Linked DNA regions of Homo sapiens: region 1 is linked to region 2. Evidence: read pairs that join two places in POLR2A ChIA-PET (ENCODE). Cell type or tissue: B cell. All regions are shown on one strand. Links, peaks and the distances in the headings refer to the core of each region. The heading gives the core; the rest is flanking DNA.

What was found. Peaks named below come from ENCODE experiments on the same cell type or tissue, not always from the same donor. Only the 100,000 strongest peaks of a DNase experiment are listed, where the experiment ranks them.
Region 1: POLR2A ChIA-PET joins it to region 2 with 7 read pairs; 3 of 35 experiments call an interaction of 5 or more read pairs at or near these places.

Annotation. Positions count from the first base shown.
Region 1 is chr9:137,638,429-137,655,393 of GRCh38, reverse strand. The region is part of intron 1 of EHMT1 (euchromatic histone lysine methyltransferase 1); the gene reads right to left. It also overlaps the pseudogene SETP5. Among named protein-coding and RNA genes, the nearest start is that of EHMT1, 28 kb to the right of the region's middle. RefSeq lists an enhancer at 8,021-8,090. In B cell, for the core only: no CTCF peak of the experiment used is centred there; DNase peaks (open chromatin) are centred at 7,439 and 7,876; H3K4me3 peaks cover 536 bases.
Region 2 is chr9:137,729,250-137,742,371 of GRCh38, reverse strand. All of the region lies in intron 4 of EHMT1 (euchromatic histone lysine methyltransferase 1), which reads right to left. Among named protein-coding and RNA genes, the nearest start is that of MIR602, 100 kb to the left of the region's middle. RefSeq lists enhancers at 729-1,229, 4,033-4,292. In B cell, for the core only: no CTCF peak of the experiment used is centred there; no DNase peak of the experiment used is centred there.

The DNA of each region.
Region 1 (16,965 bases), core at 5,155-10,154, 85 kb after region 2:
TGCTGGGCAGTAAGGAGGTCTTTTTTAAGCAGCCTCTACCAGTGAGGTTGCCAGTGTAGTGCCTGAAAATAGTTAACGGCCAGGCGCAGTGGCTCACGCCTATAATCCCAGCACTTTGGGAGGCTGAGGCGGGCAGACCACCTGAGGTCAGGAGTTCGAGACCAGCCTGGCCGAAAAATGGTGAAATGCCGTCTCTACTAAAAATAAAAAAATACAAAAATACAAAAATTAGCCAAGCGTAGTGGCGTATACCTGTAGTCCCAGCTACTTGGGAGGCTGAGGCAGGAGACTCTTTTGAACCTGAGAGGAGGAGGTTGCAGTGAGCCGAGATCATGCCATTGCACTCCAGCCTGGGTGGCAAGAGCAAGACTCCATCTCGAAAAAAAAAAAGAAAAGAAAGGAAAAAACAGTTAACCACCTGGTACCTTCCTGCTGCAGTCCCTGAATACCAAGGTCCTTGACACCACCTCTGCTGTCCACGCTGGCCTGTCTAAGCCATAGGCATCAGCATCCCAGCTTGGCTGTACCCCACCACCTGGCCCAAACTCTGACCACCCTGTGGGCTCAGAACCATGTGCACTGTTCACTTCCCTGTTCAGCTCTAACGTGCTTCTCCTGGTGTCTGTCCAGATAATGCCATGTTCTGGGGCATGGCAGGCCCAGCCTTTACTCAAGCCTTCAGGCATGTACTGCCTCCCCAGCCACCCTCTCCAGTCTGGCCCACCTCACTGGGCCCCAGCTGGCTTCTGTGCAGAAACTAACAGGATGACCTAAAATTCATATGGAAACTTAAGAGACCCAGAATAGCCAAAACAATCTGGAAAAAGAAGAACAAACTTGGAGGACTCAAACCTCTCCATTTCAAAACTTACAACAAAGGTAAAGTCATCAAGACACTGTGATACTGGCCTAAGGAACAACATCTGATCAATGGAAGAGAACTGAAAGTTCAGAAACAGACTCACATATTTATGGTCAATTAATTTTTCTCTTTTTTTTTTGGTGGGGGGGAGGTGGTAAGGGGTGGGGGGTGGGGTCTCCTCGCTCTGTCGCCCAGGCTGGAGTGCAGTGGTGTAAACTCAGCTCACGGCAACCTCCATCTCCCACGTCCAAGCGATACTTCTGCCTCAGCCTCTTGAACAGCTGGGACTACAGGCACCCACCACCACATCAGGCTAATTTTTGTATTTTCAGTAGAGATGGGGTTTCGCCATGTTGGCCAAGCTGGTCTCGCACTCCTGACCTCAGCCTCCCAAAGTGCTGGGATTACAGGCGTGAGCCACCGCGCCCAGCCTATGGTCAATTAATTTTTCAATGAAGCCATGAAGACTATTCAATAAAAGGAGAATCTTTTCAGCAAACAGTGCTAGGACACCGGGAGAGCCATATGCGAAAGCGTGAAGATGGACCCCTGCTTCATACCATATACAAAAAGCACAGGGAAGTGTTTCTCAGCAATGGGGATACCTTCTGAGAAATGCATCAAGGAGGAGAAGTTCCAGTACTGGCATTGTCTGACTTGTTGAAAATCACTTTGCTTATTTTATGCACCAGTGAAAATGAGAAAATCGGCCAGGGGCAGTGGCTAACGCCTGTAATCCCAGGACTTTGGGAGGCCGAGGCAGGCGGATCAGGGTCGGGAGTTCAAGACCAGCGTGGGCAACATGGAGTAACCCCATCTCTACTAAAAATACAAAATTAACTGGGCACGGTGGCACATGCCTGTCATCCCAGCTACTCGGGAGGCTGAGGCAGGAGAATCGCTTGAAACTGGGAGGCAGAGGTTGCAGTGAGCTGAGATCACACCACTGCACTCCAGCCTGGGCGACAAGAGCAAAACTCTGTCTCAAAAGAAAAAAAAAAGAAAGAGAAAATCAAGCCCTTAGTCTTCCCGTGTGCCAAGCACTGTCTTAGGTGCTTTATGCAACCATGCATCACTTAACTACGAGGATACCTTCTGGGAAATTCAACGTTAAGCAACTTCACTGTTCTGTGAACATCACAGACTGTACTCACACAAACCTAGATGCCTACTACGCACCGAGGCTATGGGGTAGAGCCTATTGCTCCTGGGCTACAAACCTATGCAGCATGTTACTGTGTTGAATACTGCAGGCGACAGGAATATAATGGTAAGTATTTGCATATATAAATATATCTAAGCATAGAAAAGGTACAATAAAAATACAGTATAAAAAATAAAAAAGGGACACCTGTATGGGACACTTACCATGAATGGAGCTTGCAGGGCTGGAATTGGAAGTTGCTCTGGGTGAGTGAGTAGTGAATGAATGTGAAGGCCTAGGACATCACTATACACTACTGTAGGCTTTATAAACACTGTACACGTAGGCTACACCATCTAAGGCCAGGCACAGTGACTCCCGCCTGTAATCCCAGCACTTTGGGAGGCCAAGGCGAATGGATCACCTGAGGTCAGGAGTTCAAGACCAGCCTGGCCAACATGGTGAAACCTTGTCTCTACTAAAAATACAGAAAAGTTAGCCAGGTGTGGTGGCAGGTGTCTGTAATCCCAGCTACTCAGGAGACTGAGGCAGGAAAATCGCTTGAACCTGGGAGGCGGAGGTTGCGGTGAGCCGAGATTGCACCACTGCACTCCAGCCTGGGCAACAACAGCAAAACTCCATCTCAAAAAAAAAAAAAAAGTTTAACTTCTTACACTTTTTTGTTAAAAACTAAGATACACTAGCCAGGCGCGGTGGCTCACGCCTGTAATCCCAACACTCTGGGAGGCCAAGGTGAGTGGATCACCTGAGGTCAGGAGTTCAAGACCAGCCTAGCTAACATGGCAAAACCCCACCTCTACTAAAAATAAAAAAACTAGCTGGGCGTGGTGGTGCACACCTGTAATCCCAGCTACTCAGGAGCTGAGGCAGGAGAATTGCTCCAACCAAGGAGGCAGAGGTTGCAGTGAGCCAAGATCGCACCACTGCACTCCAGCCTGGGAGACAGAGTGAGACTCCGTCTCAAAAAAAATAAAACTAAGACACACTGGCCGGGCATTGTGGCTCACGCCTGTAATCCCAGCACTTTGGGAGGCCAAGGCAGGAGGATGACTTCAGCCTGGCTTGGGCAACATAGCAAGACCTCATCTCTACAAAAAAAAAAATTAACTAAAACACAAACACACACATTAGCCAAGGCCCACACAGAGTCAGGATCATCCGTATCACCGTCTCCCACCTCCACATCTTGTCCCCTAGAAGATCTTCAGAGGCACTAACATGCATGGAGCCGTCATCTCCTATGGTAACAGTGTCTTCTAGACTCCTCCTGAAGGGCCTGCCTGAGACTGTTTTACAGTTAACTTTTTTTTAAATAAGTAGGAGTACACTCTACAATAATGGTAAAAAAGTATAGTACAGAATAGTAACTACATACACCAGTAACATAGGAGTTTATTATCATTATCAAGCATTAGGTACTGCACATAACTGTATGTGCTAGACTTTTAGACAACTGATAGCAGAGTAGGTTTGTTTACCTGAGCAGGACACATAATGCCTATTGCTAGAGCTTTAGCATGTCCTGGGCAATAGGAACTTTTCGGCTCCACTACAATCTTTTTTTTTCTTTTCTTGAGACGGCGTCTCGCTGTCACTCAGGCTGGAGTGCAGTGACACAATCTCGGCTCACTGCAACTTCCACTTCCCAGGTTCAAGCATTTCTCCTGCCTCAGCCTCCCAAGTAGCTGGGATTATAAGTGTGTGCCAACAGGCCCAGCTAATTTTTTGTATTTTTATTTTTGGTAGAGTCAGAGTTTCACCATGTTAGCCAGGCTGGTCTTGAATTCCTGACCTCAAGTGATCCGCCTGCCTCGGCCTCCCTCCCACAGCGATGGGATTACAAGCGTGAGCCACCGCACCTGGCCAGCTCCATTATAATCTTACTGGACCATCATCTTATATGTTGTCCATCACTGACAGAGACATCATTATGTGGCCTGTGACTATAATTCAAAATAGATCAAAGATCTAATTAAAAGAGCTAAAACTGTAAAACTCATAGAAGAAAACAGGCACAAATCTTCATAATCTTGAATTTCAAAAGTGTTTCTAAAATAGGACACAAAAGGCACAAGCAACAAAGAACAAAGGGATAAATTAGACTTTATCAAAATTAAAAATGTTTGTGCTTCAAAGGATACTATCAAGAAAGTGAAAACACAACCCACAAAATGGGAAAAAATATTTACAAGTCCTACATCTGCCTGGGTGCAGTGGCTCACACCTGTAATCCCGGCACTTTGGGAGGGTTCCAGTTTTTCCATATCATCGTCAACACTGGTGGTTTTGTTTTGTTTTGTTTGAGATAGGGTCTCACTCTGTCACCTACCCAGGCTGGAGTGCAGTGGTGCAATCACAGCTCACCGCAGCCTCGAACTCCCAGGCTCGTGATCCTCCCACCTCAGCCTCCTGAGTAGCTGGAACCACGGGTGTGCACATATTCATATTCATATGGCAGCGGGAAGATTGCTTGAGCCCAGGAGTTCAACCAGCCTGATCAACACAGTCTGCACAAAAAATTAAAAAACAAAAATTAGCCAGGTGTGGTGACATGTGCCTGTGGCCCTGGCTACTTGGGGGGCTGAATTGGGAGGATCACTTGGGTCCAGGAGGTCAAGGTTGCAGTGAGTTGTGATCACCCCACTGCACTCCAACATAGGCAACAGAGTGCAACTGTCTCAAAAAAAAAAAAAAAAAAAAGCGGGGGGTCCTATATCTGATAAGGGACTTCCCTCTATAATATATAAAGAACATCTGTAACTCATTAATAAAAAGACAACCCAATTTAAAATGGGCAAAGGATATAAACAGGCATTTCTACAAAGAAGACATACAAATGGCCAATAAGAACATGAAAAGACGTTCAACATCATTAGTCATCAGCAACATGCAAATCAAAACCACAATGAGATACTACTTCACACTCCCTAGTTTGGCTATAATTTTAAAAATGAACAACAGCTGGGCAAGGTACACCTGTAATTACACATCTGTAATCCCAGCACTTTGGGAGGCCAAGGTGAGCAGATCGCTTGAGCCCAGGAGTTTGAGAATAGCCTGGGCAACATGGTGAAACCCCATTCTAAAAAAAATGTTTAAATTAGCTGGCATTGTGGCCCACACCTGTGTAGTTCTAACTATTAAGGAGGCTAAGGCGGGAGGATCACTTGAGCCTGGGAGTTTGAGGCTGCAGTGAGCTGTGACTGCACCACTGCACTCCAGCCTGGGTGACAGGGTGAGACCCTGTCTCAAAAAAAAATAAATAAATAAAATAACAAGTGTTGGCGACGATATAAAAACTGGAACCCTCATTCACTGCTGGCAGGAATGTTAGATGGCACAGCCACCATAAAAACACAGTTCCTCAAAGGTTGTCCCACAATGAGACCACTGTAGCTTGACATGCAATTGTAAGAAGTAACACAGAGACTCCGTGTACACTTTGCCCAGAGCATTAATCTCCTGCAGTTACCTTAACAAAGTATCATAAATTGGTTAACTTAAAACAACCTAAATTTATTTTTATCTTTTCGCAGTTCTGGAGGCCAGAAGTGTGAAATCCGGCTGCTGGCAGGGCGTGGTCCCTCTGAAGGCTCCAGGAAAAGAGCACTTCCTTGCCTCTTCCAGCTCCGGTGGTGTAGGCCATCTTCTCACTCCCTGGTTCGCAACACTTGGCTCCCACCTCTGCCTCCGCTGCTGTGGCTTCTTCCCTGAGTCTGTGTCCTCTTATGGACACCAGTCACTAAATCTAGGGCCCACCCTAAATCTACGACGACTTCATCTCAAGATCCTTAATTAATTACATCTGCAAAGATCCTACGTCCAAATTAGGCCCCATTCTCAAGTCATGGGTGGATCTGAATTTGGGAGGACATTTTTGTTTGTTTGTTTGTTTGTTTGTTTGTTTGAGTCGGAGTCTCGCTCTGTTGCCCAGGCTGGAGTGCAATGGCGCGATCTCAGCTCACTGCCACCTCCGCCTCCCAGGTTCAAGCAATTCTCCTGCCTCGGCCTCCGCAGTATCTGGGATTACAGGCACCCGTCACCACATCCGACTAATTTTTATATTTTTAGTAAAGACAGGGTTTCCCCATGTTGACCAGGCTGGTCTCTTTGGCCAGGCTGGTCTCAAACTCCTGACCTCATGATCCACCCGCCTTGGCCTCACAAAGTGCTGGGATTACAGGCATGAGCCACTGCACCCAGCCGGGAGAACACTATTTCTGAAGTCACGGGTGGATCTGAATTTGGGAGAACACTATTTCTGAAGTCACAGGGGAATGTGAATTTGGGAAGACACTACTCAACCCACTGATGCCCAGTTTCCCCAGTGATGAAGCTCAAGCACGATACGACAACCAGGATCAGTCTCTGGCTTTTTGGGTGGCAAATGGATAAGATGGTACAGCTCATAAGCAGAAAAACTAGGAAGACCAGCTAAAGGGTGACTACTATAATCCAAGCAGGGCACTGTGGTGGCTTGGGCCCAACAGTGATGCCATGATAGGGAGAGAAGTCAGGGAAACGGGATGCACCCTGAGGATGAGGCTGATGGGATCTTCTGATGAACCAGCTGAATTTGAGAGGGGAAGGCAGGACTAAGAATGATTCCTTGTTGGCATTTTTACAGACATAAAGGATAAGTTTTTGCATTAACTTGGGAGAACTAACATGTTTATGATGTCCAAGAACAACAAATGTATTTCCAGAGTTCAAGTCTTCTGTTCCAAGTGCTCGAATGCCCTGGCTAGAGTGCAGTGTTGTGATCACAGTTCACTGCAACCTCAACCTCTTGATGACACTCCCGCCTCAGCCTCCCAAGTAGCTGGGACCACAGGCATGAGGCACCATGCCCAACTATTTTTTTTTTTTTTTTTTGGAGAGAAGGAGTCTCTCTATGTTGCCCAGGCTGGTCTGAAACTTCTGGGCCCAAGCAGTCCTCCCACCTCAGCCTCCCAAAGTACTGGGATTACAGGCGTGAACCACCACAACCCAGCTGGCTACTGACTTAATGTATCAATTTTATATCCAGTTCCTTTACTGAATTTCACTGTCTGTGTTTTAACATTGACTCTTTTGGGTTTTCCAGGTATAGTTCATTTCATCTAGGTGTTCAGATTTAATTGCTGAAGATTATACAATATGGTCTCTTACGATTTTGCTGTCCCAAACAGAATATTGCTTGAAGGGCTCTCACTGGCCATATTGGAATAATTTGAGTTTCAAAAGGACAAATGGTGAAAATAGATTTTAACACATTTAATAAGTACAAATTCATTACCTCAGGAGCCATTCTATAGTAATGCCAAAAAAATATGAAAGGGGAAAGAAAGCTCTTCCTTGAGAAAAGTGTCAACAAACAAATGGGGAAGGAAGGGCAGAGTGGTTTCCCAGCATACAGTCAATGCAAAGAGTACGAATGCTCTGAAGAAAAAGAAAGCAGGAGAGAGCGAGAGCAAGTGTCCACAGATGCGGCCGGGCGCGGTGGCTCACGTCTGTAATCCCAACACCTTGGGAGGCCGAGGCGGGTGGATTGCCTGAGCTCAGGAGTTCGAGACCAGCCTGGGCAACACGGTGAAACCCCGTCTCTACTAAAAATACAAAAAAATTAGCTGGGCATGGTGGCGCACGCGTGTAATGCCAGCTACTCGGAAGGCTGAGACAGGAGAATCACTGGAACCTGGGAGGCGGAGGTTTCAGTAAGCCAAGATTGCACCACTGCACTCCAGCCTGGGTGACAAAGCAAGACTCCATCTCAAAAAAAAAAAAAAAAAAGGCAAGAGCAGAGCCCAGAAGGCACAGGAAGTCTGCGTGCAGAGCAGCAACGCCTGGCAAAGACTGCTGCCCCTGAGCAGAGAGCACAGGGGCCACCAAAAAGCAGGGAGAAGAAGCTGGGACCCCATTACAGCCATGGAGTGCAGAAGCTGTGTCATAAAGGTAGAGCCGACAGCGTCTCCTGGGAAATGCCATTCTACAGATGGTGTCTAGCGCTGCGGGGCGAGAGGCAGACCAAGAGAGCTGCGTTTCATGCTGGGCAGAAGGTGCCTATCAGTTTTCCATGCAGTCAACATGGAGTCAACCTGGAGCCACAGCAAAGAGGTCAGCCTGGGGCACGAGCCTGGGGTCAACAGAGGACTGGATAGCTCAGGGAATAAGGACACACACAACACGAGGACCAGCCTGGGACTTCGGGCACGTCAATATTTAGAAGTCAGGCTTAAGAGGCGGGTCCTCCAAACAGGACTGGGAAGAAGGAGGCGGCAGGAAACCAGAAGAGTGCAGTGTTCTAGAAGCCAAACGGAGACAACTAATCCCAGGTTTTTTTTGCTTGAATTATGATAACAAATGCTGGTGAAAGAACCAGTAAGACGAAGGCTGAGAACTAACCAATGACAATGTCTAGGTCAATGGTGACCATAACCAAAAGGGCATCTGAGGAGTAGTGGAGACCAAAGCCTGCTGCAGCGGGCTCAGCCACGTGGGGACTGGAAACAGCACAGGCAGAAGGAAACCTGAGGGACTGGAATTTAAGGTACAGAAAGGTAAGGAAGAAGCTGAACATGAATAGCCGTGTTTTCAAAGACAGTAGGAGATAATGTTAAAGCTGAAAATCAGTTAAGACATCCAACGTTACAAGATTTGCGGCAGTGAGGGGATCAAACCCAGCCTCCAATTCGGCCAGAGCTCATGACAACACACGTGCCTTGCGAGATGTGAAAACAACAGAACTGCGCCACACCTCCCCCAGGCCACCCCAGCCCACATGCACGTGGGCCTCCCCCAGACCACCCCAGACCACCCCAGCCCACACGCTCGGGGGCCTCCCCCAGGCTCCAGGGTTGGGCAGCCAAGGCTGCTTTCCACCTGCTGACTAGCTCCTCTCTCCCACAAAACGGGAGCACTCCTCGGGGCTCCCATTCAGCCCTCTTACTTTCCAGCCCATTGTCCAGAGAATGAGTCCCTCGTCCTCTCCCCGTGGTCACAGGATTCTTGCCCGCAGCACAAACTTGAAATGTTCCTCAGGCCAGGTACCACTGTCCCACAGAAAGACAGGAAATGCCACAGACATCATTTTAAATTTCTAGCATCTACATTTAAAAAGTAAAAATAGGCCAGGCACAGTGGCTCACACCTATAATCCCAACACTTTGGGAGGCCGAGGCAGGCGGATCACCTGAGGCCAGGAGATCAAGACCAGCCTGGCCAACATGGAGAAATCCCATCCCTATTTAAAATACAAAAAGTTAGCTGGGTGTGGTGGTGGGCACCTGTCATCCCAGCTACGCGGGAGGCTGAGGCAGGAGAACTGCTTGAATCCGGGAGACAGAGGCTGCAGTGAGCTGAGATCACACCATTGCACTCCAGCCTGGGCAACAGAGCAAGACTCTGTCTCAAAAAAAAAAGTAAAAATAGAAGTAACTAATTTTAATAAATTGCCTTTAACTCAGTATAGATCCAAAACATTATCAACATGTAACCAATATAAAATAATTAGTACCAAAAGAGTGTGAACTATCGTACTAAGCCTCTGAAATCTAGTGTGCATTTCACATAGCACATCTCAGTTCGATATGGCCATGTTTCAAGGGTCTGAGGCCCACGTGGGGCTGCAGCCACGTTTCTGGAGATCACAGCCACCTCTCCACTCAGCGCTGCAAGTACAAAAGCCAACCCTTCTCTAAGATTCCATTTGGAATCGAGTGAAAAAGACACTTGTGTATCAGTCTGCAGCAGAGATGGAAACACAGACAGCCTTCCTTTAACCACCTACAGGAGGCCCCTCTTCGCTGCTTCTATCACACCCTGTTTATCTCTTTTAATAGCAATTACCAAAGTGTGTAATTGTTTGTCTTTCTCAAAACTAGGACACAAGGGCTTCTGTAAGTACAAGGCAGACGCCATGTGCATTCTCATGTGGCTCCCAGTGCAGAAGCTGGCACACGAAGGCAGTAAGTACTTGTTACAAAAATCAACAAATTAAGGAACACATGAATGGATAAATGGTTCCTGTCTACACTGAGAAGTCAGTTAATTCCAAAAATATTCACCCTGGGCCACAAAAACATATGTAAATCAATAAAGGCGCAAGCCAATTCCGGCCCTTTCTCCTTTTGTATCAGGTTACACAACAATCTATCAAGGCCCTGAAGTGTGCCAGGCAACATTCAGTGGGTTGGGGAACTAATACAGCTAAATAAGCAGGCCGTGGCGGCTCACGCCTGTAATCCCAGCACTTCGGGAGGCCGAGGCAGGCGGATCATTTGAGGCCAGGAGCTCGAGAGCAGCCTGGCCAACATGGCGAAACCCCGTCTCTACTAAAAATACAAAAATTAGCCGGGCGTGGTGACACACACCTGTAATCCCAGCTTCTTGGGAGGCTGAGGCAGGAGGATCACTTGAACCTGGGAGGTGGAGACTGCAGTGAGCTGAGATCGCACCACTGCACTCCAGCCTGGGCAACAGAGGGAGACTGTCTCTTAAAAAAAATAATAATAAATAAATAAATAAATAGAGCCCTAACCTCAAAGAGTTTACAATCTAGCAATTGAGACAACCAAAAGACCAATAATTAAAACACAAAATAAATGTTACATCAAAAGACAAGGTGCTTTGGAAACAATGACTAGATCTCAATCAGGGGCCAGCAAACTACAGACTGCCACCTGTTTCTGTACAAACTGAAAGCTAAGCATGATTTTTAGACTTTTAGATACATAACTCATAAAAAGTATGTGAATGTTTTTGGCCGGGCCCGGTGGCTCACGCCTGTAATCCCAGCACTTTGGGAGGCCGAGGCGGGTGGATCACGAGGTCAGGAGTTCAAGACCAGCCTGGCCAATATGGCGAAACCCCGTCTCTATTAAAAATACAAAAATTAGCTGGGCGTGGTGGCATGTGCCTGTAATCCTCCCAGCTGCTCGGGAGGCTGAGGAAGGAGAATTGCTTGAACCCGGGAGGCAGAGGTTGCAGTGAGCCAAAATTACGCCACTGCACTCCAGCCTGGGCAACCAAATGAGACTCCATCTCAAAAAAAAAAAAAAGTATGTGACTGTTTCAAGAGTGATATGAAACTCAAATTCCAGTTTCCAAACACTTCCAGTTTTACCAGCACACAACCACCCCCACTTGTTTACGTATTGCCCGTGGCTGCTTTCCTGCCATAAGAAAGCTGAGCAGCTTCCCAGAGACCACGTATGGGCCTCTTGGTGGGCCATAGTGCTGCTCCGCAATGCACGGCGGGATCAGCCGTGCCGAGTGCCACCTGGTCACCGTACTGCTACTGCCACTTACCAAGACAGCTCACACCCATCGTCAAAACAAGAAGGGAGGAGCGGCCCTCAAGTGCTGTCCCTTTAATCCACACTGCAACTGCAATTGTATGGCAAAGCTCTGTTTACCACGCAATGACACGTCAGACAGGGGTGAGAAGACAACGCATGCTGCAGATGAAGTACTCATCACAAAGTTCCCAAATCCCTGGAAGGCAGCAGTCAAGTCAAAAAAATTAAGAAGCTCAACAAATCCAAATGAGAAAAACGCAAAGAGTTCCACACCTACACACATCACCATCAGGCTGAAACCACAGACAGAGACTCTCAAAAGCAGCGACAGAGGAGCAACGTGTCATGAACGAGGGTCCTGAGAGATGAGCAATGGTTCCTCATCAGAAACCATGGAGTGCAGCCAGACAATACCCTCAGAGTACTAAAAAACCTTTATACGGCCGGGCGCGGTGGCTCACGCCTGTAATCCCAGCACTTTGGGAGGCCAAGGTGGGCAGATCACGAGGTCAGGAGATCCAGACCATCTTGGCTAACACGGTGAAACCCCGTCTCTACTAAAAATACAAAAAATTAGCCAGGCGTGATGGCAGGTGCCTGTAGTCCTGTAGTCCCAGCTACTCGGAAGGCTGAGGCAGGAGGATGGCGTGAACCTGGGAGGCAGAGCTTGCAGTGAGCCGAGATGGCACCACTGCACTCCAGCCTGGGCGAGAGGGTGAGACTCTGTCTAAAAAAAAAAAAAAAAAAAAAACCTTTATACACAAAACTACCTTCATAAAGGAAAAATAAAACATTCCAAGATAAACAAAAGTAGAGAGTTCATCACTGAAAGACCTAAGAGTCCTTCAGGATAAATGAAAGGACACTAGACAGTAACTCAAGCCCACATGAATAGAGAGCACCAAGGCCAGGCACGGTGGCTCATGCCTGCAACCGCAACACCTTGGAAGACTCAAGTAGGAGGGATCTTCTAAGACCAGGAGTTGGAGACCAGCCTGGGCAACACAGTGAGACCCCATCTCTACAAAAAAAAAATTAAAAATCAGCAGGGAATAGTGGCACGCACCCATAGTCCCAACTACTCGGGAGGCTGAGGCAGGAGGATCTCTTTAGCCCAGGAGGTCAAGGCTGCAGTGCTATGATTGTGCCACTGTACTCCCACCTGGGTGACAGAGCGAGACCCTGTCAAGAGGGGAGGGGAGGGGAATGCAATCAAGAGCGCCAGTAAAAGCAGCTACACAGGTAAAGTATAAAAGCAGCTACATAAGACAGTATAAATGTATTTGTTAATTTATAATTTGTTTTTTCTCCTATATGATTTGAAAGACAATTGCGTAAAGCAGCAACTATAAATCTGCGTAGATGGGCACACAGTGTAATGTAATTTGTATGACAATAACAGTACAAGAAGGGCAAAAGAAATTAAGCTATGCCCAAATAAATATTTCATATAGTATTGTAATATAGTATTAATACAAACTACATTATCAAAAATTAATATACTAAATTGTAATCCCCAGGACAACCAAGAAAACAAATAAAAAATACAGTCAAATAAACAGCAAGGGAATTAAAATGGTATACACTAGAAAATATCTAACACAAAAGAAGAAAGCAATGAGTCAGGCGTTGTGGTACGCCTGCAGTCCCAGCTACTCAGGAGGCTGAGGTGGGAGGATCCTGTGAGCCCGGGAGTTCAAGGCCACGGTGCACTATGATCATGCCTATGAATACTCACTGCGCTCCAGCCTGGGCAACATAGTGAAACTCCATCTCCATGAAGAACAAAAACTAACTGAGGCAGAAAGTAACAAAAAAGACAGAAGACGCAGAAAGCAAATACAAAATCGACAAGTATAAACCCTACCTTTCAGTAATTACATTAGATGAAACGCATTACCTGTCCCACATGAAAAGTAGAGACTGGGGGAATAGATTAAAAAATTTGGGGCCGGGCGCAGTGGCTCACACCTGTAATCCCAGCACTTTGGGAGGCCGAGGCGGGTGGATCACCTGAGGTCAGGAGTTCAGGACCAGCTTGGCCAACTTGACGAAACTCCGTCTCTACTAAAAATACAAAAATTAGCCAGGCATGGTGGTGGGTGCCTGTAGTCCCAGCTACTCAGGAGGCTGAGGCAGGAGAACAGCTTGAACCATGGAGTTGGAGGGCATGGGGGCAGAGGTTGCCATGAGCCAAGGTCATGCCACTGTACTCCAGCCTGGGTGACAGAGCGAGACTCCATGTCAAAAAAAAAAAAAATGTGATCTTAGTCCTATGAGCTTCTTCCTGATGAGCAAGGAGGCCCTTGGGTCCAGACTCTCCTCCCGGAATGACCCCCAAACACCCGTCTCTGCCCCTGCCTGAAAGGAAGACATGGCGCCAGCCCCTGACAGAGGCCAGAGGAAGAGAGGAACAGAACAAGCGGCAACCAAGCCCACGAGGAAGCACAGCACAAAACAGGCTTCAGAAACAGGCTTAGCAAGTGAGCGGCAAGCGGACTGGGAGAGCGAACATAGACAAATTCGGCCAACCACGTTCTTCAGGGCAGATGAGAATTGATTCCCAAAATCCCCAATTTCTGGGTAATAACATTTGTCAGCCATCCACAAGCGTCTGCACTGCTTGGGAGGAGGATGAAGAGGCACTGCATTGTTTGACCAGTGCTGAAGTGACAGAATTTGAAGATATTAAATCAGGTTACAGAATAGGTTTTTATTTTGACGAAAATCCTTACTTCAAAAATAAAGCTCTCTCAAAGAATTTCATCTGAATGAGAGTCATGATCCATCTTCAAAGTCCACGGAAATCAAATGGAAATCTGGAAAGGAAACTCTTCAAGTCAAATGCAGAATAAAGCCAGTAGGAAGAGGCATCCTGAGGAACCAGACAGGTTCTTCACCTGGTTTACTGGCCATTCTGACGCAGGTGCAGATGAGTTAGGAGAGGTCAGCAAAGACCATACTTGGCCAAATTCATCACAGTGCTCCTTGGTTCCCAATATGGATGATAAAGAAGGAGAAGACGAAGATGATGAGGAGGAGGAACTGGAAGACACTGATGAGGAACGGGATAAGGAGAAGATAACTAATAGAACACACATGGATTAGAACCTTCCTTTTTTAAAGCTGTCTCCAGTTCCCGGGAGCAAGGTGCAGTCTTGCTTTTTCCCTCTTGTGCTCACCCAGTTCTTGAGGTCTCTTTTGTCTACACCGTGGATCTCAACTTATCTGGGGGGGAAATACCTTGAGGAGAATAAAATGTGAAAAGAATCTCTACCTCTTTCTGTTTCAAACTCATTTTTATCCCTTCCTATCTCAACAAACTTGTATGGAATCAACATCACCATGTTCTATGGAAAAAAGAACAACTTTCTGCCCCCTTTGCACTGTTGGAAGCTAAAGGGCGCCAGGCCCCTATAATGCAGAGAATTCTAGCATTTTTTCCTTCTCTGCATATTGGGCTCAGAGAAAACATGTATCTACTTGCTCTTGATTAAAAAAAGAAAATTTCAGACCAGGCACAGGGGTGCACACCTGTAATCCTAGCACTTTGGGAGACCAAGATGGGAGGATCACTTGAGGCCAGGAGTTCAAAACCAGCCTGAGCAACATAGGAAGACCCCATCTTTACAAAAAATTTAAAAATTAGCTGGACATAGTGGCAGATGCCAGTGGTCCCAGCTGATCAGGAAGCCAAGGTGGGAGGACTGCTTGAGCCCAGGGTCAAGGCTGCAGTGAGCTATGATCACGCCACTGCACTCCAGCCAGGGTAACAGCAAGACCAGGTCTCTAAAACACACAAAAATAAAACAAAACAAAAATTAAAATTAAAAGCTTTAAAAAATAAGGTTACAGGCCAGGCACGGTGGCTCACACCCGTAATCCCAGCACTTTGGGAGGCCGAGGCAGGCGGATCACCTGAGTTCAGGAGTTCAAGAACAGCCTGGCCAACACAGCGAAACCCCATCTCTACTAAAAATATAAAACTTAGCCGGGCACAGTGGCACATGCCTGTAATCCTAGCTACTCGGGAGGCAGAGGCAGGACAATCACTCGAACCCGGGAGGCAGAGGTTACGGTGAGCCAAGATCGCGCCATTGCACTCCAGCCTGGGCAACAAGAGCGAGACTCCGTCTCTAAATAAATAAGGTTACAGAAGGCCAGCAAAGGGTGGGTCTCAAATGTCTGGTGGGTTGAGTGGGCATTCTGATATCACAGCTCCTCCTCTGGCTGATTAATGGGGAGGTACAACAGACATCCTTGCAGTCTAAGGTGACACTTTAAAAATAAAATCTCTTCTATCAGGTAAGAAAAATACATATATATGATTCAACTGCTGAATCTACAAGATCCGATCTCAGATGGAAAGGACTGTAAGAGACATCCCTTCGATTGAAGATACAAAGAGATTAAAAGGCCAGAAAAAGATATAGTATGCAAAAATAAACCATAAAAAAACTGAAGTGGCTATACTGACATCAGACAAAATAGACTTTAAAACAAAAACATTTATAGAGACAAAGAGGGACATTTCATAATGAGAGAAGTGTCAAAACACCCAGGCAGATGTAACAACTATAAACACACGCAAGATAACATAGTCTCAAAACACGAGGCAAAAACCAACAGAACTGAAAGTGAAAATGTAAAATTCGACAGTACTGTAGATCTCATACTCTACTCTCAATAACTAATAGAACTAGAAAGAAAATGAGAAAGAATAAGGAAGACTTAATACTATCAACCAATTCAATCTGACATATAGGGAACATTCCACCTAATAAATTCATAATGCACATTATTTTCAAGCACTGATGAAACATTCCCCAGGACAGAATATAATACGGGATTTTTTTTTTAATCTAACAAATTAAACACACTGAAACTATACAAAGTATAATTCTGACCATACAGGAATTACATTAGAAATCAACAAAACAAAGAAATCCAGGAAATACCTAAATATTTAGAAATTAAATGACACACTTCTAAAGTCACAAGGGAAAATAGAAAATATTCTGAACTGAATAAAAATGAAAATACAACATATCAACATTTATAGGAAGCAGCCTGTTTTTTCCTAGGACACATGTAACAATAGAAATGTATGGTCTCGAAGTTCTGAAGGCTGGAAGTCCACAATGAAGGTGTCAGTAGGCCTTGTGGTCTGTAATGGCTTTGGAGTGCCATCCCCTGCCTCGGCCAGGCTCTGGGGTCTGCTGGCCGTCCCTGACACTCCTTGGCTTATGGAAGCATCACCCCAGTCATGCGCCACTTCTCCCTGTGTGTCCGCATGCTGTCTTCCTTCTGTGCATGTCTGTGTTCACAAGGCATCCTTTTTTTTTTATGAGGACACGTAAGTCATACTGGATTAGAGGCCTACCCTACTCAACTATGATTTCATCTTAACTAATCTGCAATGACCCTATTTCCAAATAAGGTCAAATTCTGAAGTATGGGGTTTAGGACTTCAACATATTTTTTAGGGGAATGCAATTTATTCTATAACATAGCTAAAAGCATTAAGAAACTAGTAAAAAACTAGGCCGGGTGCAGTGGCTCATGCCTGCAATCCCAACACTTTGGGAGGCCAAGGCGGGTGGATCATTTGAAGTCAGGAGTTTGAGACCACCTCGGCCAACATGGTGAGACATCATCTC
Region 2 (13,122 bases), core at 7,097-12,096:
AAGCCCAGCCTGGGAAACACAGTGAGACCCCCTTTACTTACACACACACACACACACACACACACACACACACACACACACAAATTTGGTTCTACAAAGTGCAGAAGCAACAGTTGGAGGGACGTGAACGAGTGAGAACCATCCAAAGCGGGTAGGTCCTTTGACAGCACCACCCACAGACGCCGCGGGGCCTGGGCAATCCGCTCTGGAGTAAGGAGGTGCCTGGGACCACGGACGCTGGGAAACGATCACACCAGGCGTCTGCAGTATGTTCATGGGGGTCAGGCTCGGAGCACACAGCCAACATGCAGACACTTGGCTCTGTCTGTCCACACTATAACAGGCTGACAGGCCAGCATGGCTGTGCTCAAGCAACAGAAATCCCTTGGTAGCCCTGGGAATCCTAAACTCACTATCATAATCATCTTGATATTTTGAATAGATATTTTGTGGGGGGATGAAGGAGGCCTGGATTTAATCAGATAACTGTCAAGTCTCTCAGCTTTAAATATATATACAGCCAACTTTTGAACATGGATTTTAATCACATAGGTCCACTTACAAGCAGAATTTTTTTCCCAACCAAACAGGTTGAAAATACAATGTTTGCAAGATGCAAAACCCCTGAACACAGAGGGCCAACTTTTCATATTACACAGGTTCTGCAGGGCTGACTGCAGGGTTGCAGCATGCTCGGATTTTGGTATGGGGATGGGGTCCTGGAGCCAATCTCTGCATATACCCAAGGGTGACTACATGTACTTTCTCACTAGATTCTTTTCCTCATTTCATCTCAGTAACCCATGGTTATTAATATCATAAATCGGACATGGCACCTGTTTATAAATAAAGCTTTATTGGTGCACACCCATGCCCACTGTCTACATACTGTCTGCATCTGCTTCAATGTGACAACAGCATGACCAGCTGGGACAGGAACAGTGTGGCCCACAAAGGCGCTGACGTTTGCTACCTGTCCCCTGGAAACAGTTTGCTACCTGTCCCCTGGAAACAGTTTGCTGACTCCTGTAATGAATGGCTGAGTGAGGACAAAGGAGATAACCCTGCATTTCATGTGCTTAAGAATCATGTCGGCCGGGCGCAGTGGCTCACACCTATTGTAATCCCAGCACTTTGCGAGGCCGAGGCGGGTGGATCACGAGGTCAGGAGATCGAGACCATCCTGGCTAACACAGTGAAACCCCGTCTCTACTAAAAATATAAAAAATTAGCCGGCCAAGGTGGCGGGCGCCTGTAGTCCCAGCTACTCGGGAGGCTGAGGCAGGAGAATGGCGTGAACCCGGGAGGCGGAGCTTGCAGTGAGCCAGGATCGCACCACTGCACTCCAGCCTGGGCAACACAGCGAGACTCTGTCTCAAACAAACAAAAAAAAAATCATGTCGGGGCCCAGTGCAGTGGCTCACATCTGTAATCCCAGCTACTGAGGAGTCTGAGGCAGGTGAATCACTTGAACCCGGGAGGCAGAGCTTGCAGTGAGCCGAGATCGCACCACTGCACTCCAGCCTGGGAAACAGAGCTAGACTCCATCTCAAAAAATAATAATAAAATAAAATAAAATAAATCATGTCAGGAAGTCTGTCTGCTGCAAACAAGTGAAGAATGGTGTCTAAGGGCCTCTTACTGAGTGACAGGTTGTATGTGTGAAACAGATGTTAGGTATAAAATTTGCTACACATTAAATAGTAGAGAAACATCTATGGATGACTTTCAGAAATGTAGAATCTATTAAGGACCTGAAAGTGTTTGAGCACGTGGCTGAAGTGTGAAGAGGAGCCGCTTCAGTCCTGCAGGGGGACTTCCAGCTGTGTCCAGGGAAGGGGTCTGGCCCTGAGCCAGACGGCTGGGATTCAGCGTCATCAGGGGCCAGGAGAAAGAAAACTGCAGGACGGCTGGCAGTAAGCTTCGAAGAGGCTCGAGGGCCTCTTTGGAAGGAGGATTTGCAGTCCAGGCCTCAAAGAAGCGGGGCCAGTGCCCTGCAGATGGGATCTGGCACAGGAGAATCCTGGTGGAGAACATCAAGAAGGGGGGCGAGGGGGGGGCTTCAGGACCCCGAGCAAAGACTCTCGCCAACTGGCATCTCACAGGACGCTCGGGGAGGCCCAGGCATAGGACAGTGTGGAACAGACAGTTCCAGGAAAAATAGTGCCAGGAGTGGAAATGGGCGTGGGGTGGGGGTGGGCACTGCCCAGCTGCTCTGCAGGAAGGCTGGGCTGCTGGGTAGAAGAGGTGTGGACAAGGAAGAAAGGCGACAGGCTCCAGAGGGCAGACAAGGTGGATGGGAGGTTGGAAGTGAGGGAAAAAAGCAAGTGCACGGGAAACACAGCAGTCTGCGTGGTCACCACCACAACTCTGCCACTCACAAGGGCTTCTGTCCTCAGGTCACATAGAGCAGGGCCCAGCTCTATGTCCAGGCCTCATGCCTGGACAGCAGCACCTGTAGAACTGTTCCCTGCCATCAGAGACACCGTCCTCCTTCCTCCCTGCCCGACAAGTCCACACAGAGACCCCAGGCCATTCAGGATCAGTATTTGGCACTGTTCCCACCCACCTATGCAGAAGGCACGAACACTCCAAGCTCACAAAGCAAAAGGCAGGGCCTCCACTCTGGGCATGTCCTGTGGTCACCAGCAAAAAAGCGCAAGGGAAGCACTGCAACTTCTGCAGCAACCTGCAGCTTCTACCCAAGTGTGGACAATGAACCCAGTAGGGACCTGCAGCTTCTACCCAAGTGTGGACAATGAACCCAGCAGGGACCTGCAGCTTCTACCCAAGTGTGGAAAATGAACCCAGCAGGGACCTGCAGCTTCTACCCAAGTGTGAACATTGAACCCAGCAGGGACCTGCAGCTTCTACTCAAGTGTGGACACTGTACCAAGCAGGGACCTGCAGCTTCTACCCAAGTGTGGACACTGAACCCAGCAGCAACCTACAAGTGTGGACACTCAAACTGCTTTATGACCTAAGTTTACTTTTTCTTTCTTTTTTTTTTTTTTTTGAGACTGAGTCTGGCTCTGTTGCCCAGGCTGGAGTGCATTGGTGCGATCTCCGCTCACTGCAAGCTCCGCCTCCTGGGTTCACGCCATTCTCCTGCCTCAGCCTCCTGAGTACCTGGGCCACCACGCCCGGCTAATTTTTCTATTTTTAGTAGAGACGAGGTTTCACCGTGTTAGCCAGGATGGTCTCGATCTCCTGACCTTGTGATCTGCCTGCTTCGGCCTCCCAAAGTGCTGGGATTACAGGCATGAGCCACCGCGCCCGGCCTGTTTTTTTTTTTTTTACTAGTAAAATACACACACCACAAAATTTACCATCTTCATCATCTTTAAGTGCACGGTTCCATGGTATTAAATACATTCAGAATGTTGTGCAACTATCACCCCTATCTACCTCCACAACTCTTTCCATCTTGTCAAACTGAAGCTCTGTTCCCATTAAGCCCTAACTCTCCATTCCCTTCCTCCAGCCCCAGACTCCAGCCCCTTCTACTCTTTCTGTGTCCATCAGTTGGACGACTCTAGGGACCTCCTTTAAGTGGAATGGTACAACATTTGTTCTTTTGTGGCTGACTTACTTCATTCGGCACAGTGTCCCCGAGGCTCATCCACGCTGCAGCGCGGGCCCCAGCTTCGCTGCTTCTCAGGCTGAGTCACACGTCACTGCGTTTTGCACACGACACTTTGCTGATCCGTTCGCCCGACAGCCGACCCTCGGGTGGCTTCCCCCTTTTGGCTGCTGTGGTTGATGCTGCTATCAACGTGGGTGTACAAGCATCTCTTCAAGACCCTGCTTTCAGTGCTGCTGGGGCACGTGCCCAGCAGTGGAACTGCTGGATCACATGGTAGTTCCACACTTAGTTTTTTGAGTTTTTCACAGCAGATGCACCGTTTCACTTCCTACCAGCAGTGCACAAGGGTTCCCATTTCTCCGCATCCTCACTGATATGTGCCATTTTCTGTTTTGATAGTTGCTGTCCTCAACAGGTGTACGGTGGTATCTCACTGTGGTTTTGATTTGCATTTACCTTATGATTAGTGACGTTGAGCATCTTTTCATGGGCTTACTGGCCATTTGTGCATCTTCTTTGAATAAACGTCTATTCCAGTCCTTTGCCTTTTTTGGGTTTTTTTTGTTGTTTTTTTTTTGTTGTTGTTTTTTTTGAGACAGAGTCTCACTCTGTCACCCAGGCTGGAGTGCAGTGGTCCGATCTCGGCTCACTGCAACCTCTACCACTCGGGTTCAAGTGATTCTCCTGCCTCAGCCTCCCAAGTACCTGGGACCACAGGCATGCACCACTATGCCCAGCTAACTTTTGTATTTGTAGTAGAGATGGGGTTTCACTATGTTGGCTCGGCTCGTCTGGAACTCCTGACCTCAGGTGATCTGCCTGCCTCGGCCTCCCAAAGTGCTGAGATTACAGGCGCAAGCCACTGCACCCGGCCTCCTTTGCTGATTTTTTAATCAAGTTGTTTTTATTGTTGAGTTGTGGGATTTTTTTTGTATATTTTGGGTAGTAATTCCTCATCAGACATAGGATTTGCAGATATTTTCTCCTACTCCACAGGTGCCTTTTTATTCCGTTAACAGTGTCTTTTCTTTACGACTAGCCAAGTGCAGCAGTAAGAAGCAGGGAAACAGGGAAACAAGGAGATAGAAAGCTTTGTGCATCAAAAGACACCAAGTCTCATCAAACCCAGTGTGTCTCCTTTTTTTTTGTTACCTACACTTTTGGTGTCATGTCCAAGAAATCACTGCCAAATCCAAGGTTGTGGAGCCTTTGTCCTATGTTTTCTTCTCAGAATTTTATATGTTTAGGTCTTACATTTAGGTCCTGGACCTGTCTTAGGCTAACTTCTGCATATGGTGTGAGGTAAGGGTCCAGTATCACTCTTCTGCATGTGGATATCCAGTCTTCCCCGCACCATTTGTTGGAAAGCTGTCCTTTCCCCCGTTGAATGGTCTTGGCACTCTTGTCAAAAATCAACTGATCATATAACACAAAGGTTTATTTCTGTGCTCTCTGTTCTAGCCCACTGGCCTATATGTCTGTCTTTATGCTGGAATAACACTGTTTTGAGTACTATAGCTTTGTAGTAAGTTTTGAATCTCTGTCTTTTTCCACATATACATATATTATTTTTTAAGACAGTGTCTCACTCTGTCACCTAGGCTAAAGTGCAGTGATACAATCATGGCTCACTGCAGCCTCGACCTTCTGGGCTCCAGCAATCCTCCCACCTCAGCCTCTGGGGCTCTGGAGTAGCTGGAACCACAGGCACTTGCCACCATGCCTGGCTAATTTTTGTATTTTTTTTAAGAGACAGGGTTTTGCTATGTTGCCCAGGCCGCTCTGGAACTCCTGAGCTCAAGTGACCAGCTCACCGTGGCCTCTCAAAGTGCATGGATGACAGGCTTGAGCCACCACACCCAGCCAAATCTCTGTATATATTTTTCTTTTTTTTTGAGACACAGGCTCACTCTGTCACCCAGGCTGGAGTGCAGTGGTATGATCTTGGCTCACTGCAACCTCCACCTCCCAGGTTCAAGTAATTCTCGTGCCTCGGCCTCCCAAGTATCTGGGATTACAGGGACGTGCCACCACGCCCAGCTAATTTTTGTATTTTTAGTAGAGATGGGGTTTCACCATGTTGGCCAGGCTGGTCTCGAACTCCTGACCTCAAGTGATCCACCCACGTCAGCCTCCCAAAGTACTGGGATTACAGGCGTGCGCCATCGCGCCCGGCTCAAATCTCTGTATTTTAAAATCAACATTGAGACTTATTTGTGGCCTAACATATGGTCGATCCTAGAAAGTCTTCCAGGTGCACTTGAGAAGAGTGTACATGCTGCTGTTGGGCAGAGTGCTCTGTATGTCTGCTAAATCTAGTTGGCTTATGGTGTTTAGTCCTCCATTTCCTTTCTTATTTGCTATATGGTTATTCTATCCATTATTGATAAGTGGATACTGAGGTCTCCAACTATTAATGTAGAATTGTCTATGTCTCCCTTCAATTCTATCAGTTTTACTTCTTGTATCTTGATAGTCTATCATTCGTTGGGTATGTAAATGTTTACCCAGGTAATTGTTATACCTTCTTATTGTATTGAAACTTTTATTACTATATATTGTCCTTCTTAGTCTCTTGTAACCTTTTTTTATTTAAAAAGAAATAAATTTTTATTTTTAAATTTTGTCTGATAGCCACCTTGCTCTCTTTGGTTACTGTTTGCATGGAATATCTTTTTTCATCCTTTCACTTTCAATCTATTTCTGTCTTTGGATCTAAGGTGGGTCTCTTATAGACAGCATGTAGTAGGATCATCTGTTTTTTTTCTCTTGATGCATCTGCCTTTGTCCATTTAGTGTTGCCATAAAAGATAAAGAGATTTGTCTCCTGAGTCTGGTGGCTGGAAAGTTTAATATTGAGCAGGTACACCTGGTAGGGCTTCATGCTCTGGCTCATGGTGGAAATTGGAAAGGGAGCAGGCATGTGCAAGCGATCACATGGTGAGAGAAGAAGGAAGAGACAGAGAAACCAAGGAAGCCAGATTCTTTCAAACACCTCACTCTCAAGGCAACTAAGAGCGAGAATTCACTCACCTGGAGGGAGGGCACTGATCTATTCATGAGGAATCCACACACATGACCAATCACCTCAAGCTAGGCCCCACCTCACAACACTGCCATATTGGGGATCTCATTTCAACATGAGCTTTGGTGTGGACAAACCACATCCAAACCATAGCACTGCCAATCTTCGTCTTTTGATTGGAAATCTTCATCTGTTTACATTTAAAACAACTATTGATGAGGATTTACTTCTGTCATTTTGCTATGTTTGCTACACGTATTATAGCTTTTTTCGTCCCTCATTTCTTGCACTACTGTCTTCTTTTATATTTAGTTGATTTTTTATAGTGGAATGTTTAAATTCTTTTCTCATTTCCTTTTGTGTATGTTCTATAGCTATTTTCTTTGTGGTTACCATGGGGATTACATTTAACATCCTAAAGTAATAACATTCTAATTTAAATTTATGCCAGCTTAACTTCAGTAACACAGAAAAACTCTGCTCCTTTACATATCTGTTCCCACCCCTTTCATTTGCTGATGTCACAAAACTACATCTTTATTCATGCTGTGCCCCAAAACATAAACAATTCGTTTAAATGCATTAGTCTCTTGTTATGTAGGAAAAATGTGGAGTTACAAACCAAAGTTGCAATGATACTAGCTTGCAGACTAATTTTTTAAACGGATTTGTCTCTTAGATCTTACAGAAAACAAAAAGTGGAGGTACAAACCACTGTTACAATACTAGCTTTTATAACTGCCCATGTCTTTACTTCTCCATATGGCTTCAAGTTACTGTCTAGTGTTCTTTCTTTTCAACCTGCTAGGCTCCTTTAAGTATTTCTTGCAGGTCCAGGTCAGGTGGTAACAAATTCCCTCAGCTTTTGTTTATCTGAGAATATCTTAATTTCTTCTGCACTCTTAAAGGACAGTTTCCATGGATATGGATACTTGGTTGAAAGATTTTTTTATCACTCTTAATATACCGGTGATATATTCTGTCCCCCAAAGTTTCTGATGAGAAACCTGCCAATGATCTCACTGAGGAAACGTGTATGTGATGAGTCTCTTTTCTCATCTGCTTTCAAGATTCTCTTTGTCTTTCTACAGAAGTGTCTCAAGTATAACGTGTCTACTGTGGGTCTCTTTGAGTTCATCTTACTGGAGTTCACCAGGTTCCCTGGGTGTTTATACTCATGGGTTTCATCAGATATTCTCTCCACCCTTTTCTTACTCTCTTCTTCCTGGACTCCCACAATCCCTGTTTGGTCCTCCTGATGATGCCCACAGGTCCCCAGGCTCTGCTCACTTCCCTTCAGTCTTGTTGTTTGCTTCTCAAACTTGATTATTTTCACTGTCCTATCTTCAAGTTTGCTATCTCTTTCTTCCGTCTGTTCAGATCTGCCTTTGATTTCCTCTAGTGAATTTTTCATTTCACTTATTATACTTTTTAGCTCCAGAATTTCTTTTGGTTCCTTTTTACGTTTTCTAGCTCTTTATTGGTATTTCCATTTTGATCATACATCATTTTCTTGACTCTCTCCATACCTTCCTTTAGGATCTGACCATATCTAAGACAGTTACTTTAAAGTCTTTGTCTGGTGGATCTGGCATCAGATCTTTTCTGGGAACAGTTTCTGTTGACTTATTTTTGCATCTGATTGGGCCATACCTTCCTGTTTCTTTGTATGCCTTGTAGTTCTATGCTGAAAACTGGACATTTGAATCCAATAATGTAGAAACTCTGAAAAGCTGATTCTCCTCCTTTTCCAGGGTGTACTGTTTTGTTGCTGTTACTGGTTTTGGGGTGTTTTTGTTGTTGTCATTTTTTATAGTTGTAGGCTGTCTCTGTGAGGAGGGTGAGCCTGAGATTTAAACTTAAGGTCTTTTCATGTCTTCCCTTAGCCTGTGCCTTTCCCTGGGCACATGCAGTCACTTTATAATTTACCCCATATACACAGTTGCTTCTGAATATCCTAGTCTTTAATGTCTGGCTCCCAAAAGGAGAAAACAATAAAAATGAAGTGGGGAGATAAAAAGAGCACTGGCCCTTTAGATTTCTTGGCCGTCACATGGAAGAAAGGCTTACAACCGGATGAGAGGGCCTCTCTGTATGCACCTGGGGACAAGGTCCTCTTTGCTCACCCTGGCTCCCACAAGCTGCACGCACACTGTTCCAGGAACACCGCACACCCTGCACCACAGGGCTGAGGAAGGCAGTGGGCAGCAGAGCTGAAACTGACTGAAATTAACCGTCCCAGCTTCCCGCCTAGAAGTTGCAAACCTTCAGTAGACTCCAGAGTTCCAAAATAGTTACATCAGACAGATTCTGCCAGTGGAACTGTTGTCTAGGTGAGGAGATGAATTCCTGGTCTTCCTGCCCCACTATCTTTCTAGAACCCTCTGAAATCAGTTTTTGGTACTGCGAGGATTGTTTTTAAATTGTGAACCGCTACACGTGGGAAAGATACAGAACAAGCTGCTAACAAAGATGCCAGTCCACTCTGTAAAAAGAAGGAATGCTCACCTAAAACAATGCTGGGTGCCTGAGATCCTGATTCAGCACGGCCATCCCCAGCCTGGGGCTGTCACATAAACGCATGTTCTCAACCTTCTTGCACAGCACAGATCTTTCATTTCTGATACTACAGGGTGGAGGGTGCAGAACAGGTCGAAGAGAATCACAGCCACCCTCCATCTAAAACTAAGAATTACAGCTGCCCATGGGAACAAGCTACCACACACGGGCTCTGCTATGACTTCAGGAGTACAATGCACGTTGAAACCAACATGTGACTCTGCTCTTCTTTCCTGCCTGTGGTAAACTTAAGGGGGTAGCAGGAGGGAAAGAGCAGAACCATCTGTGATCATCGCCACAGTAATTAAAAATTAACAGAAAGACGTGACAAGAAATCTCAGCCTTTCTTTGATAACCTGGCTCCAACACCCCTCCCACAGGGAGGCAACAATGAATGGCAGGCAATGGAGTGACAGTTGAAGAAATAAAAGTGATAATGGCAGACAAATTCCTAGGCAGATAGGAGCAGGTCCCCGGTGAAACCTGACCTTCAAGCCAAAGGCCGCCTGAAGCCTGAAAACCGGGCTGCCAGTTCCCGGCAGAATCCACAACCTGGAGTGAGAACTTCCTTGATGCCTTTTAGCCAATCAAATGGTGTTTTTTCCAGACCTACCCATGGACCAATCAGCATGCACTTCATGCACTTCCTCCATTCTGAGCCCACATAAACCCCCAGACTCAGCCACACAACAGGACTGCCTCCCTGCCAGTAGGAGCTACTGACTTTGGGTCTCCTCTCCGCTGAGAGCTGTTCTGCTGCTCAATAAAACTCTTCTCCACCTTGCTCCCCTCCAGTTGTCCATGTAACCTCATTCTTCCTGGACCCAAGACAAGAACTCGGGACCCACGCAACAGCGGGTGCAAAAAGGGCTGTAACATGTTCCTGGCCGGTTCACTGAGCTGCAGGCAGTGACACGCTCCCGTTCGCTGAACTGCGGGAGTGAAGAGCGGTGATCCTTCTGGGGACCCAAACCTTGGGATTCCTCAAGCCAGAGCTGTAACACTGTAGCCCTCCTGCCCTCCGCTGGTGTCGGCGGCTGCCCCGTGTGATGGCAAGCAGCAGTGGAGCCAGGCCAGCCTGGGAGCTGCAGGCCAGGGCGAAAGCGGCAGAACTGAACGAGCTGGGAACACACCCCAGCCCGTACTGTGGGTGGTGACAGCAAGAGAGCTATAGCACACTCTCCCACCCTATCCCCTTGGGGCTCTGCAGTTGCTGGTGACTCCGAGTTTTGGGGCACCACCGTGTTCCCCTCATCTAGACGCCAGCGCCTGCAGTGTAAACTGCTTGTGGTATGCCTCATCCAGCCACAGCTCTGCACAGAGCCAGAGCCTGGAGCTGCCTGCCCCACCACAGCAGCCAAGCAGGCCTGGCTGTGCACAGTGGCCCCACACCATGCTTGCTCGTCAACACACGCCTCGCTGCTCCACTCCTGGCTTGCCCTCGGAAGGTGTGGGATCTGGGCCGGTAGCATGAGCCAAGTACAGCCTGCTGGGCCGAGTGGGCAGAATGAGCCCAGCAGGTGCAAGTGAAACTCAAGCAGAGGCGCCGCTGGCTGCAGAGGTTTATGACCAGCAAAGGGACACTCAAGGGATCCTGTGACAACAGGATAGGACGTACCCCGATTCCTGCTCTGTATGGACACTGTTGTAAAAGGCCTTTGTCTCTCTCTGCCATCCCGATAAGTGGACTCTGCACCCCCGGGGACAGTTAACAGGGGACTCCTCCATCTGCACTCCTGTCTTTCCAGCCATGTTGAAAGGTGCACTGATGACCATCACAAGACAAGGCAGCTGGGCATGCCATGCTCCTCTCTAGTTAACACGTTCTAGCACAGAAACTGTAACTTCTGTGCCCACTCCGGAAGCCCTGGGGTGACAACACACGGGAGCAGCTGAGGCTGAGGGAGTATCTTAACCACTGGACCACAGCAGGCAGCTAACTGCCGAGCACATCTCCTCCAGTGCTCAAGGCCATTTTACACACTGTCCTAGGCTAACACGCTGATGGACCACCCACTTCCAGGTTACGGATAAGGAAGGGGTGGTGGAGGAAGGGGGCTGTGGAAGGGTAAACTGGAGCCTGCTAAACACGCTGGGTAGTTTGTTTTTAGAAAGCTCTTTTTAAAAGATGGCGATATAATAAAGCTAAAATAGGAAAAGAAAATCTCAACACTTTAACAACTCTTCAGACATTACTTTTAAGTCCTCACATACGTGAGCATAACTCCATAGTTTTGCAAAACACCAAGTTTAACTGTTTCAAACAAATAAAATTACGTCAAATAGCAAAAAAAGTTGGTAAGTTGATGGTGAGGGGAACAGATAATGACTGATTTTGTTTTCTAACTTCCAATGAAAAGAACCAGGGCTCCCTGGAGAAAGCCGATTCCGGCCCTGGGAAGGGACAAGGCAAGGTAAGCAGACCATCCAGTGAATGGGGAAGGTCTTCCTGAAGAGGTGCCCACGCCCCAGGACTCAGAACCAGCCTAGGGGGACCCCACTGGACAAACTTGGGACAATGTGAGCAACAAAATAAATAATGATAGGAATGGATTACAGTCCAGAGACTCAAATAAGAGTCCGTAAATTAGTACTTAAAAACAGACAGACAGGCTGGGGGCGGTGGCCCACGCCTGTAATCCTAGCACTTTGGGAGGCCAAGTCAGGAGGACTGCTTGAGCCCACGAGTTCAAGACCAGCCTGGGCAACATAGCGAGACCCCCATCTCTATTTTTTTTTTAAGTTTTTTTTTTTGTAAAGTAAATGGACAGATAACTGTGTGGACGGACAGGAAAGTGAAGCACCTCCTTACAGCAGAAACTGAAATAATCAAGAGAGGAAATGATGGAGTTAGAAAACCACCATTTGGCACCCACCGTGCAGTACTAGCTAAGCGTGGGCCATGGCAGATGCTGAAGACCCTGGTGGGATGTGATGGGAGGTACATGCAGCACCTTAGGGTCTCTCCCTGCAAGACATGCTTGCAGTCTGGTGAGCAGTAACTTGAAGATGGACAAAAAACCACCACAATTCAATTCCTAAGGACACTTGTCAGTCACCTGCGTCGCTCCACGACCTGCACACAATCCTGGGAAACACTGGGCAAACCCACATCAGACACATTCTATGAAAGACCTGGCCTGTACTCAAAACACCACGGTTCAGAAAGACAAAGAAGGCTGAGAATGGTTCAGATTAAAGGAAACTAGCAAGACACAACAACTAGGTGCTCGAAGCTCTAGAACCAGATTTTATTTGTCCTTTGCCCTAAAAGACAGTCGGGAATGGGAAATGCGGAACAGGACACTGAGATTAGAGAGCGGCGTCGCGGTATACTTCCTCACCGGGATGTCTGTGCTGTAGTCATCTAAGAGAATGTCTTTATGTTGAGGGACAGTAATTTTAGGAAATAACATTAGTTTTCAGGGATAAAAGGGCACAATGTTTACAACTTACATTCATGTCTCAGAAAAAAAAGTAATACATGGGGGGGCCGGGGGCGAGATTGTGCCATGTGGTGAAATGAATAAAGGGTACACAGGACTTATTCGTAGAATTTTGCAACTTTGCTGGAGGTCTGAAAATACTTAAATTAAAAAAAATTTTTTTTTTTTTGAGATGGAGTCTTGCTCTGTCGCCCAGGCTGGGGTGCAGTGGCATGATGTTGGCTCACAGCAACCTCCGCCTCCCGGGTTCACGCCATTCTCCTGCCTCAGCCTCCCAAGAAGCTGGGACTACAGGCGCCCGCCACCATGCCCGGCTAATTTTTTTATTTTTAGTATAGACGGGGTTTCACCGTGTTAGCCAGGATGGTCTCGATCTCCTGATCTCGTGATCCACCCGCCTTGGCCTCCCAAAGTGCTGGGATTACAGGCGTGAGCCACCGTGCCTGGCCAATAAAAAGTATTTTTAAAGTCCAGAAAAAGACAGACACCTGTGGCCAGGTGATCAT